2 separate regions of the Homo sapiens genome follow, and region 1 is linked to region 2. A link is a loop called in an ENCODE intact Hi-C map of the cell type or tissue named here. Cell type or tissue: mesothelial cell of epicardium. All regions are shown on one strand.

Region 1 (5,000 bases), 1.1 Mb before region 2:
TTCCAGTTGATCGCATCGGCTCCTGAGGCTTCTGCATTCTTCACGTAGTTCTCGAGCCTTGGTTTTCAGCTCCATCAGCTCCTTTAAGCACTTCTCTGTATTGGTTATTCTAGTTATACATTCTTCTAAATTTTTTTCAAAGTTTTCAACTTCTTTGCCTTTGGTTTGAATGTCCTCCCGTAGCTCAGAGTAATTTGATTGTCTGAAGCCTTCTTCTCTCAGCTCATCAAAGTCATTCTCCATCCAGCTTTGTTCCGTTGCTGGTGAGGAACTGTGTTCCTTTGGAGGAGGAGAGGCGCTCTGCTTTTTAGAGTTTCCAGTTTTTCTGTTCTGTTTTTTCCACATCTTTGTGGGTTTATCTACTTTTGGTCTTTGATGATGGTGATGTACAGATGGGTTTTTGGTGTGGATGTCCTTTCTGTGTTAGTTTTCCTTCTAACAGAGAGGACCCTCAGCTGCAGGTCTGTTGGAGTACCCTGCTGTGTGAGGTGTCAGTGTGCCCCTGCTGGGGGGTGCCTCCCAGTTAGGCTGCTCGGGGGTCAGGGGTCAGGGACCCACTTGAGGAGGCAGTCTGCCCGTTCTCAGATCTCCAGCTGCGTGCTGGGAGAACCACTGCTCTCTTCAAAGCTGTCAGACAGGGACATTTAAGTCTGCAGAGGTTACTGCTGTCTTTTTGTTTGTCTGTGCCCTGCCCCCAGAGGTGGAGCCTACAGAGGCAGGCAGGCCTCCTTGAGCTGTGGTGGGCTCCACCCAGTTTGAGCTTCCCGGCTGCTTTGTTTGCCTAATCAAGCCTGGGCAGTGGCAGGCACCCCTCCCCCAGCCTCGCTGCTGCCTTGCAGTTTGATCTCAGACTCCCTAGTGAGATGAACCCGGTACCTCAGATGGAAATGCAGAAATCACCCGTCTTCTGCGTCGCTCATGCTGGGAGCTGTAGACCGGAGCTGTTCCTATTCGGCCATCTTGGCTCCTCTCAGCGAAAAGCACTTCTTACATGGTGGTGGCAAGAGAAAATGAGAAAGAAGCAAAAGTGGAAACCCCTGATAAACTCATCTGATCTTGTGAGTCTTATTCACTATCACGAGAATAGCACAGGAAAGACTGGCCCCCATGATTCAATTACCTCCCCCTGGGTCCCTCCTACAACATGTGGGAATTCTGGGAGATACAACTCAAGTTGAGATTTGGATGGAGACACAACCAAACCATATCATTCCTGCCCTGGCCCCTCCAAATCTCATGTCCTCACATTTCAAAACCAATCATGTCTTCCCAACAGTCCCCCAAAGTCTTAACTCATTTTAGCATTAACCCAAAAGTCCACAGCCCAAAGTCTCATCTGAGACAAGCAAGTCCCTTCCACCTATGAGCCTGTAAAATCAAAAGCAAGCTAGTTACTTCCTAGATACAATGGGGGTACAGGTATTGGGTAAATACAGCTCTTCCAAATGGAAGAAATTGGCCAAAATAAAGGGGTTACAGGGCCCATGCAAATCCAAAACCTAGTGGGGCAGTCAAACTTTAAAGCTCCAAAATGATCTCCTTTGACTCCATGTTTCACACCCAGGTTATGCTGATGCAAGAGGTGGGTTCCCACAGTCTTGGGCAGCTCCACCCCTGTGACTTACTCCCTCCTGGCTGCTTTCACAGGCTGGCATTGAGTGTCTGTGGCTTTTCCAGGTGCATGGTGCAAGCTGTTGGTGGATCTACTATTCTGGGGTCTGGAGGATGGTGGCCCTCTTCTCACAGTTCCACTAGGTGGTGCCCCAGTAGGGACTCTGTTTGGGGGCTCTGACCCCACATTTCCTTTCTGTACTGCCCTAGCAGAGGTTCTTCATGAGGGTCCCACCCCTGTAACAAAATTTTGCCTGGGCTTCGAGGTGTTTCCATGTATCTTCTGAAATCTAGGCGGAGTTTCCCACACCTCAATTCTTGGCTGCTATGCATCCACAGGCTCAGCACCATATAGAAGCTTCCAAGGCTTGGGGCTCTCACTCTCTGAAGCCATAGCCTGAGCTGTACATTGGCCCCTTTCAGCCACGGCTGGAGCCACTGGGACACATGGTACCAAGTTCCTAGGTTACACACAGCTCGGGGACTCTGCACCTGGCCCACGAAAACACTTTTTCCTCCTGGGCCTCCAAGCCTGTGATGGGAGGGGCTGCTGGGAAGTTCTCTGACATGGCCTGGAGACATTTTCCCCATGGTCTTGGGGGATTAACATTAGGCTCCTTGCTACTTATACTAATTTCTGCAGCTGGCTTGAATTTCTCCCCAGAAAATGGAATTTTCTTTTCTATCTCATAGTCAGGCTACAAATATTCCAAACTTTTTTGCTCTGCTTCCCTTATAAGACTGAATGCCTTTAACAGCACCTAAGTTACCTCTTGAATACTTTGCTGCTTAGAAATTTCTTCTGTCAGATACCCTAAATCATCTCTGTCTGGTTCAAAGTTCCACAAATCTCTAGGGCAGGGGCAAAATGCAGCCAGTCTCTTTGTTAAAACATAACAAGAGTCACCTTTGCTTCAGTTCCCAACAACTTTTTCATCTCCTTCTGAGACCACTTCAGCCTGAATTTTATTGTCCATATCACTATCAGCATTTTGGGAAAAGACATTTGACAAGTCTCTAGGAAGTTCCAAACTTTCCCATATTTTCCTGTCTTCTTCTGAACCCTTCCAACTCTTCCAACCTCTGCCTGTTACCCAGTTCCAAAGTCGCTTCCATATTTTTGAATATGTCTTCAGCAACGCTGCACTCTACTGGTACCAATTTACTGTATTTGTCTGTTTTCACACTTCTGATAAAGACATACTGGAGACTGGGAAGAAAAAAAGGTTTAATTGGACTCACAGTTCCACAGGGCTGGAGAGGCCTCAGAATCATGGTGGAAGGCAAAAAGCACTTCTTACATGGTGGTGGCAAGAGAAAATGAGGAAGAAGCAAAAGTGGAAATCCCTGATAAACCCATCAGATCTCGTGAGATTTATTCACTATTATGAGAATAGCATGGAAAAGACTGGCCCCCATGATTCAACTACCTCCCCATTGGTCCCTCCCACAACACAAGAGAATTCTGGGAAATATAATTCAAGTTGAGATTTCAGTGGGGAAACAGCTAAACCATATCAAAAGCCGTGAGCAAATGACTGTCATTTCTCCACCGAGACAGGTCCTCTCACCCCAAACTGCCAGAGCTTGCCCCTCTTAGCTTACTCCTCCTTGAAGTAGCTAAAGGACTATGGGAAGACAGGGGACTCAGAGGTGTTTTTAATAATTTTTTATTTTTTAATTGGAAAAAAATGCCTGCTGAATATTTGTTTTAGACTTTGCCTCCTAAGTTACTGAGCTATGAGAAGATACTTTTATATGAGGGCTGTATCATCACATGTCACGGCTTATTTTGTACATAATTAGTGACTCACACGCACAAGGAAGCAGACACACACACACACACACACACACACACACACACACACACACACAGAAACCATAAGAGGCCTCTCAGGGTATTAAAGTCCGAAAGTCATGAAAAATCCTTTTCGTGGCACCTTGAGACCCACACAGGAATAATTGTCCCATTCTTGTTCTTCCAGCTCTCCTCTCCCTCCAGCCCAGCTTGTCCTGTGGACTGCGGCTCCTGAATGGAAGGGAAGTTTCCATTTCTCCTGGGCATACACTGAGGAGTGAGCTGTTGGGTCATGTGGTAACTCTATGCTTAACTTTTTGAGGAACTGCTAAACTGTTTTCCACAGTGGCTGCACCGTTTTGTATTCTGGCCAACAGTGTATGAGAGTTTCAATTTCTCCACATCCTCACCAACTACTGTTGCTGTCTAGCTTTTTGCTATAGCCATCCTAGTAGGGATGAAGTAGTATCTCACTGTGGTTTTGATTTGCATAGCTTTAATGAGTAATGATGTTGAGCATCTTTTCATGTGCTTATTGGCCATTTGTGTATATTCTTTGGAGAAATGCCTATTCATATCCTTTGCCCTTTTATAGATTGGGTGGCTTGTCTACTTATTGTTGAGTTGTGAGATTTCTTTATATATTCTATATTTATTTCAGTTACCTATCAGATATATGATTTGCACAAATTTTATCCTATTCTGTGGGTTGTATTTTCACTTTCTTGATGATGTCCTTTGAGGCACAAATGTTCTTAATTTTGATGAATCCCAATTTATCTACTTTTTCTTTTTTTGCTGTGCTTTAGGGTCATATCTAAAAACTACTGCCTAATCCAGGGTCATGATGATTTATGCCTATGTTTACTTATAAGAGTTTTATAGCTTTAACTTTTACATGGAGGCCTATGATATATTTTGAGTATTTTTTTGTGTATGGTGTGAAATAGGGGTACAACTTCATTCTTTTGTGTATGGATACCTAATTGTTCCAGCACTATTTGTTGAAAAGAGTATTCTGTGTCTCATTGTATTGTCTTGGCATCCTTGTTGAAAATTCACTGGACATAAGGGTAATGGTTTATATTTTGACTGTCAATTCTATTCCATTGATCTATCTTTATCCTTGTGCAAATAACCACAGTATTTTGATTTCTGTAGCTTTGTAGTATGAGTCTTTCAACTTTGGTCTTCTTTTTTTGACATTGTTTTGGGTATTCTGGATCTTTTGAGTTTCCTTATGAATTTTAGAATAAGCTTGTCAATTTCTGCAAAAAATCGCAGCTGGATTGTGATAAGGATTCCACTGAATCTGTAAATCAACTTGCAGTATATTGCCATCTTAACAATATTAAGTCTTCTGATCCATAAACTTTCCCTTTATTTAGATTTTCCTCAATTTATTTCAAAATGTTTTGTAGGTTTCAGAGTATAGATTTTGCACTGCTTTTGTTAAATTTATTCTTAAGTATTTTATTCTGTTTGATGCTACTGCAAATAGAATTGTTTTCTAATTTCATTTCAGATTGTTCATTGCTAGCATATAGAAACACACTTGATTGTTGTGTATTGATCTTGTATTCCTTCAACT
Region 2 (5,000 bases):
GACTCCTATCCCCTTCATCCATTCCTTTTCTCACTCACTCAGTAAACATTTCTTGGCCACTGATGTGCCAGGGTGACATGCCAGGTTAAGGGGACACAGAGGTAGGGAAGAGCTTGCTTTTATCTCAGGGACTCACAGTCTGGAACAAGAGACAGAAACTCTGTGTCAAGAAACAATAACAGGCATCAGGGAACAGGAGGAGGGAGCAGTTAACTCCCTCCAGGGTTAGGGGGACAGGGGTGTGTCTCAGGGTGGCTGCCCCAAAGGGTGCTCTTTTTGAAGCACATGGATGAACCACCTGTTGCTTCCAATGTGAGCAACCCCAGGAAATGGTCATTTCAACAGCTTGCCCTGAGTCAAGGGCCCCAGTGCTGATAGTTTATCTGAGAGGGGAACCCTCTCAGATAAAGTGTGGAAATGGAACGACTAAGTGGGGAAAAGAGAAAAGTCAGTGAAGCATGAACTAAGCACTAGGCAGTGGGTTACAGCGACGGCAGCTTCGGGGCTCAGTCCTGCTGGGGAGCCTCTGAGGCCTGCGTGGAAGATGCCCCCAGAGCCCACTCTCATGACTCAAGGGGTAGTGGGCACTGTTCACCACCTCTCGAGGCATTAACTCCTCCTGTCCCCTGTACTCCTAGCTGACACCTGCCACACAGACAAGCAAGTTCTCCAGGTGCCAGAGAGAGAAAGAGATGCAGGCATTTGAGGTGGGAAGCTGTCAGCATGCTCAGAACTGTCTGTAACTGCAGAACTCAGAGTGCCAAGGGGAGGGGGACACCAACCACATCTGTTACAGCATCTTAGGAAAGCTGACATCTGAGCTGGGTTTGAAGGTGAGTAGGAGGTTTGCAGCTGGAGCAAGCAGGGTGAGTGGCTCATCTGGGCAGTACAAACAGTATGTGGATGGGAGGGGAAGAAATGAAAGTGGCTCGAGGGGCCAGAAGATTTCAAGAAAGGAATTTATTTTAAAATTAAGTATGGGGGAGATTGAGCAGGCTTTATGCAGGGAAGTCAGGGGTGCTGACAAATGCCGGGGGAAGTGGGGACAGAGAGAGAGAACGCTATAGGGACAATGTCCCGCAAAGGCAGAAAGGAATCAGTCCGGAAGGTGGAAACGGACTGGCCCTCAACCAGAGGAGAGAGTCTGTCCTGAGATAGTTAAGAGTCCTCTTCCCAAGCGGGCTGAGAACAGGTTCAGGAGAGAAGGGAGTATTTGAGAAAGTCAGGTCACTACTGGGAGTGAAAAAGCTGATGGTGGGACTAGGGGAGAACTTAAGAAAGGTGGAGGATCTGAATAGTCCTTGAAGGGAAGGGCGGTTGGAGCAGATGACAGGGAGGTGGCAGAAACGATGGGTGATGCTGGAGCCCGCTGACGTTGGCAATCACCCCTTGGCGATGTTGCCAGTACTCACTAAGTGCAGTTTTCTCAGCAGCTTCTCAGCAGCTCAGAACAGGAGTTGAGAAAGCAGATGGCTGCCTTGGCAAGTGGCTGGGGATTGGTAAGGCAGGGAGGCGAGAGGAGAATGTCAGCCACCTGCAGGCACAGAATTCCTCGGGGAAGGTTTCACTGGCTTTCCATTGCCTTCCTACCCTTGGACCTGGGAGAAGAATGGGGAAGGGTTGAAAAGACCAGGGCTAGGGGTTTCAGTGCCTAGGCTCTCATCCAAGCTCTGCTGCTCACTTTCTGTGTGACCCTGGGCAAGCCACCTCCCCTTGTAAGACCCCTCTTTCTATACCTATTAATTCAGGACTTCTCATCCTCAGCACTACTGACATTGCAGGCCAGATAATTTCTTGTTGAGGGGCCAAGGCGGGGGCTGTCCCATGTATTGTAGGATATTTAGCAGCATCGCTGGCCTCTACCCACTAGATGTCAGTAGCAAAACCACATTGTGATAACCAAATGGTCCCTGGGAAGCAAAATTGCCCCCAGTTAAGAAGCACTGTATTAATCAGAATAACGATAATACAACTGGAATAATAATGTAAGTGGAATAATAATGACAAGATCTATCCAGCCAAGCCGTAAGAAGAAGGGTTGTCATGAGGATCACAGAACATCATGGAAATTGAGGTGAGGAGAAAGCCTTTGCAGGTCATTAGAGCAGCTTGGATGGAAGTAGGCATCTGACACAACTTCTCCTCACTTTCCCCACCTGTAAAGGACATAGGTTAGAAGCTGAGCTGGGCCTAGAACCCAGGCATCCTGATTCCCAGCTCTAGGCTTTGGCCTTTCTGCAAGGCATGCTGGGAAGATGCCACATCCTCATCTTCACCATGTTCACACAGAAACTGGGACTTTCCAAGACGGATCTGAAGGAGGCAGAGGTGAAGAGAAAGGCCAAGAGGAGAGCAAGGGGGAGGCCAAATCTTCATCTCAAATCTGATTAAGATGGAGACAGCAAGGAGGCCAGATGCCAGGGTGGAGAGTATGTGAATAGAGACCATTCAGAAGACAGAGACCACACCAGTAACCTAAACATGGAAAATGTAATGTAAAGAACTGTTCATGAGGCTGGGCGCGGTGGCTCACACCTGTAATCCCAGCACTTTGGGAGGCCGAGGTGGGTGGATCACCTGAGGTCAGGAGCTCAAGACCAGCCTGACCAATATGGTGAAACCCCATCTCTACTAAAAATACCAAACTTAGCTGGGCATGGTGGTGTGTGCCTGTGGTCCCAGCTACTGGGGAGGCTGAGACAGGAGAATTGCTTGAACCTGAGAGGCAGAGGTTACAGTAAGCCAAGATCACGCCACTGCACTCCAGCCTGGGCAACAGAGAGAGACTCCATCTCAAAAAACAAAACAAAACAAAAAAAAAAAAAACAAAGAAATGCCATCCATCTCTATAGCCTTTCAATACCCCTCCACTGCCCTCTATTGACAGAGATTAACATTGCACCAGCCTGCAAACAAATGTTTATAGGGTCCAGCTCCAGTAACACAAAGCAGGACACAGAAGGGTGGACTTGAGAAACAATTGGTGGAACCATCACAGTCCTTGCCTTTGACGAATCAGCTTCCATATATATCTACTACACACTTTTAAACTTCCCTTCACAACAAGGCAACTCTGTGTTTCCACCTAAGGAGATGCAGTTATCCCTTGTACACATAAGGAAGTTCCCACCCTTGCCTCAAAATAAGGAGACACGTAGTTCCAACATCATTCACCCCTTGCTGGCTATATGAACAACTCCTCAAAATCAGCACAGTCACACTGAATATTCTGTTTCCTAAAGGCCATATGGTAAAGTTAACCTCCAATAACTGGTATATAAATAACAATGGGGAGAACACATGAACACAAAGAAGGGAACAACAGACACCCAGGCCTGCTTGAGGGTGGAGGCTGGGAGGAGGGTAAGGATCAAAAAACTACCTATTGGGTACCATGCTTATTACCTGGGTGACAAAATAATCTGTATACCAAATCCCTGCGACGCATAATTTACCCATGTAACAAACCTGCACATGTAACCCCTGAACCTGAAATAATAGTTGGAAAGAAAAATAGGCCAGGCACAGTGTCTCACACCTGTAATCCCAGCACTTTGGGAGGCCAAGGCGGGTGGATCACGAGGTCAGGAGATCGAGACCATCCTGGCTAACACAGTGAAACCCCGTCTCTACTAAAAATACAAAAAATTAGCCCGGCGTGGTGGCACACTCCTGTAGTCCCAGCTACTTGGGAGGCTGAGGCAGGAGAATCACTTGAACCCAGGAGGCGGAGGTTGCAGTGAGCCTAGATCGCGCCACTGCACTCCAGCCTGGGTGACAGAGCAAGACTCTGTCTCAAAAAAAAAAAAAAAGAAAAAGAATAATACCAACGGGAAGAAGGAGAAGGAAACAATTAACATAGTCATAAATATATACACATAACAATAAATGAGAAAATATGCAAAGCTACTCTAGTCCTCATTTCTGTAACTGACCACAAGGCCATAATTTATATCTATGATTTCCTTCTTCCACTACCCATTCCGAATCTTCCCTACCCTCAACCAGAACCTCAGCTAGTTGGGGTTTTTTTTTTACCAGGAAGAGAAAGTCAAAACTTCATTCTTGAATGATAGGAGCCCTCAATTATCCTGCCTTTTTTGGATTGATGAAGTTCTCCATTAACCTGTACAGTTGGGCTTGGAAGTACTAAGAGGCACACCCGCAGAATCCCCTTAGTTCCAGACATAGCCCTCCTGTCCCCATCGTGTAGAAGCAATCCAATTTTTCCGTGGAAACCAGGATCAATCATTCCATCCAAAAGAGTAACCCTTTTATCGGCCTGTTTGATAGGTGACGTAAGAACCCCAAATGGCTAGAGGCAGTCTCATCCTTCCATTCATTGGAACCAACGTTGTGTCCTCTAGGATTCCCCCCATCCTTGCCTTAGGAACAAAGATATCCAAGCCAGCAGAGTTCAAATTTGCAAAGACAAGAAGCAAACATTCTCCAAGTGGGTGATTAAGAATAATAATGAGAGGAGCCTGTACCAGTTGCCATTTATTGCTTCTGAGTTCCAAATCCACCCCTCATGGCCTGCTTGTGAAACTAGAACGTTTTCTCTTGCAAGTTGGCATGGTGTTGATTTTGTCAATAGATGGCACTGGCAGGATGTTGGACACTCTGATTCCAGAGTACTTGGCTTCTTCTTGCATTCGGTGGTGTGCAGGACACTCAGTAGAGCACACCGCTGGTGATAGCAGCAGCCCTCCCATATCTGGCTTCTCAAAGGCAGGATCTATAGAAGCCCCAGCTCACTTCCACTCATCTTCCCAAAAATGGCTTCCTATCCTCCCACCCCAAATACTCTGAGAAACTTCTTGGCAGCCAGTGCTCCAGCTGGCTTCCCAGCAAGTTCAACAGAAACCCTCACAGGCAGCTTCTGAATTTCATCAGCATCTCAGCAGGCATGCCCACTAACCTTAGCCCACTGTGGGGAAAAGCAAGAGAGATCAGATTGTTACTGTGTCTGTGTAGAAAGAAGTAGGCATAGGAGACTC

What was found. Hi-C counts contacts between places; a loop is a spot of excess contacts. Peaks named below come from ENCODE experiments on the same cell type or tissue, not always from the same donor. Only the 100,000 strongest peaks of a DNase experiment are listed, where the experiment ranks them.
Region 1: it touches region 2 in a loop (19-fold over the local background); 1 of 110 quality-filtered maps calls a loop at or near these places.

Annotation. Positions count from the first base shown.
Region 1 is chr1:30,434,345-30,439,344 of GRCh38, reverse strand. No RefSeq gene overlaps it. Among named protein-coding and RNA genes, the nearest start is that of MATN1-AS1, 280 kb to the left of the region's middle. In mesothelial cell of epicardium, no CTCF peak of the experiment used is centred here; a DNase peak (open chromatin) is centred at 2,024.
Region 2 is chr1:29,338,979-29,343,978 of GRCh38, reverse strand. The region is part of intron 1 of LINC01756 (long intergenic non-protein coding RNA 1756); the gene reads left to right. Among named protein-coding and RNA genes, the nearest start is that of LINC01756, 8.6 kb to the left of the region's middle. In mesothelial cell of epicardium, a CTCF peak has its summit at 2,870 (motif pointing left); no DNase peak of the experiment used is centred here.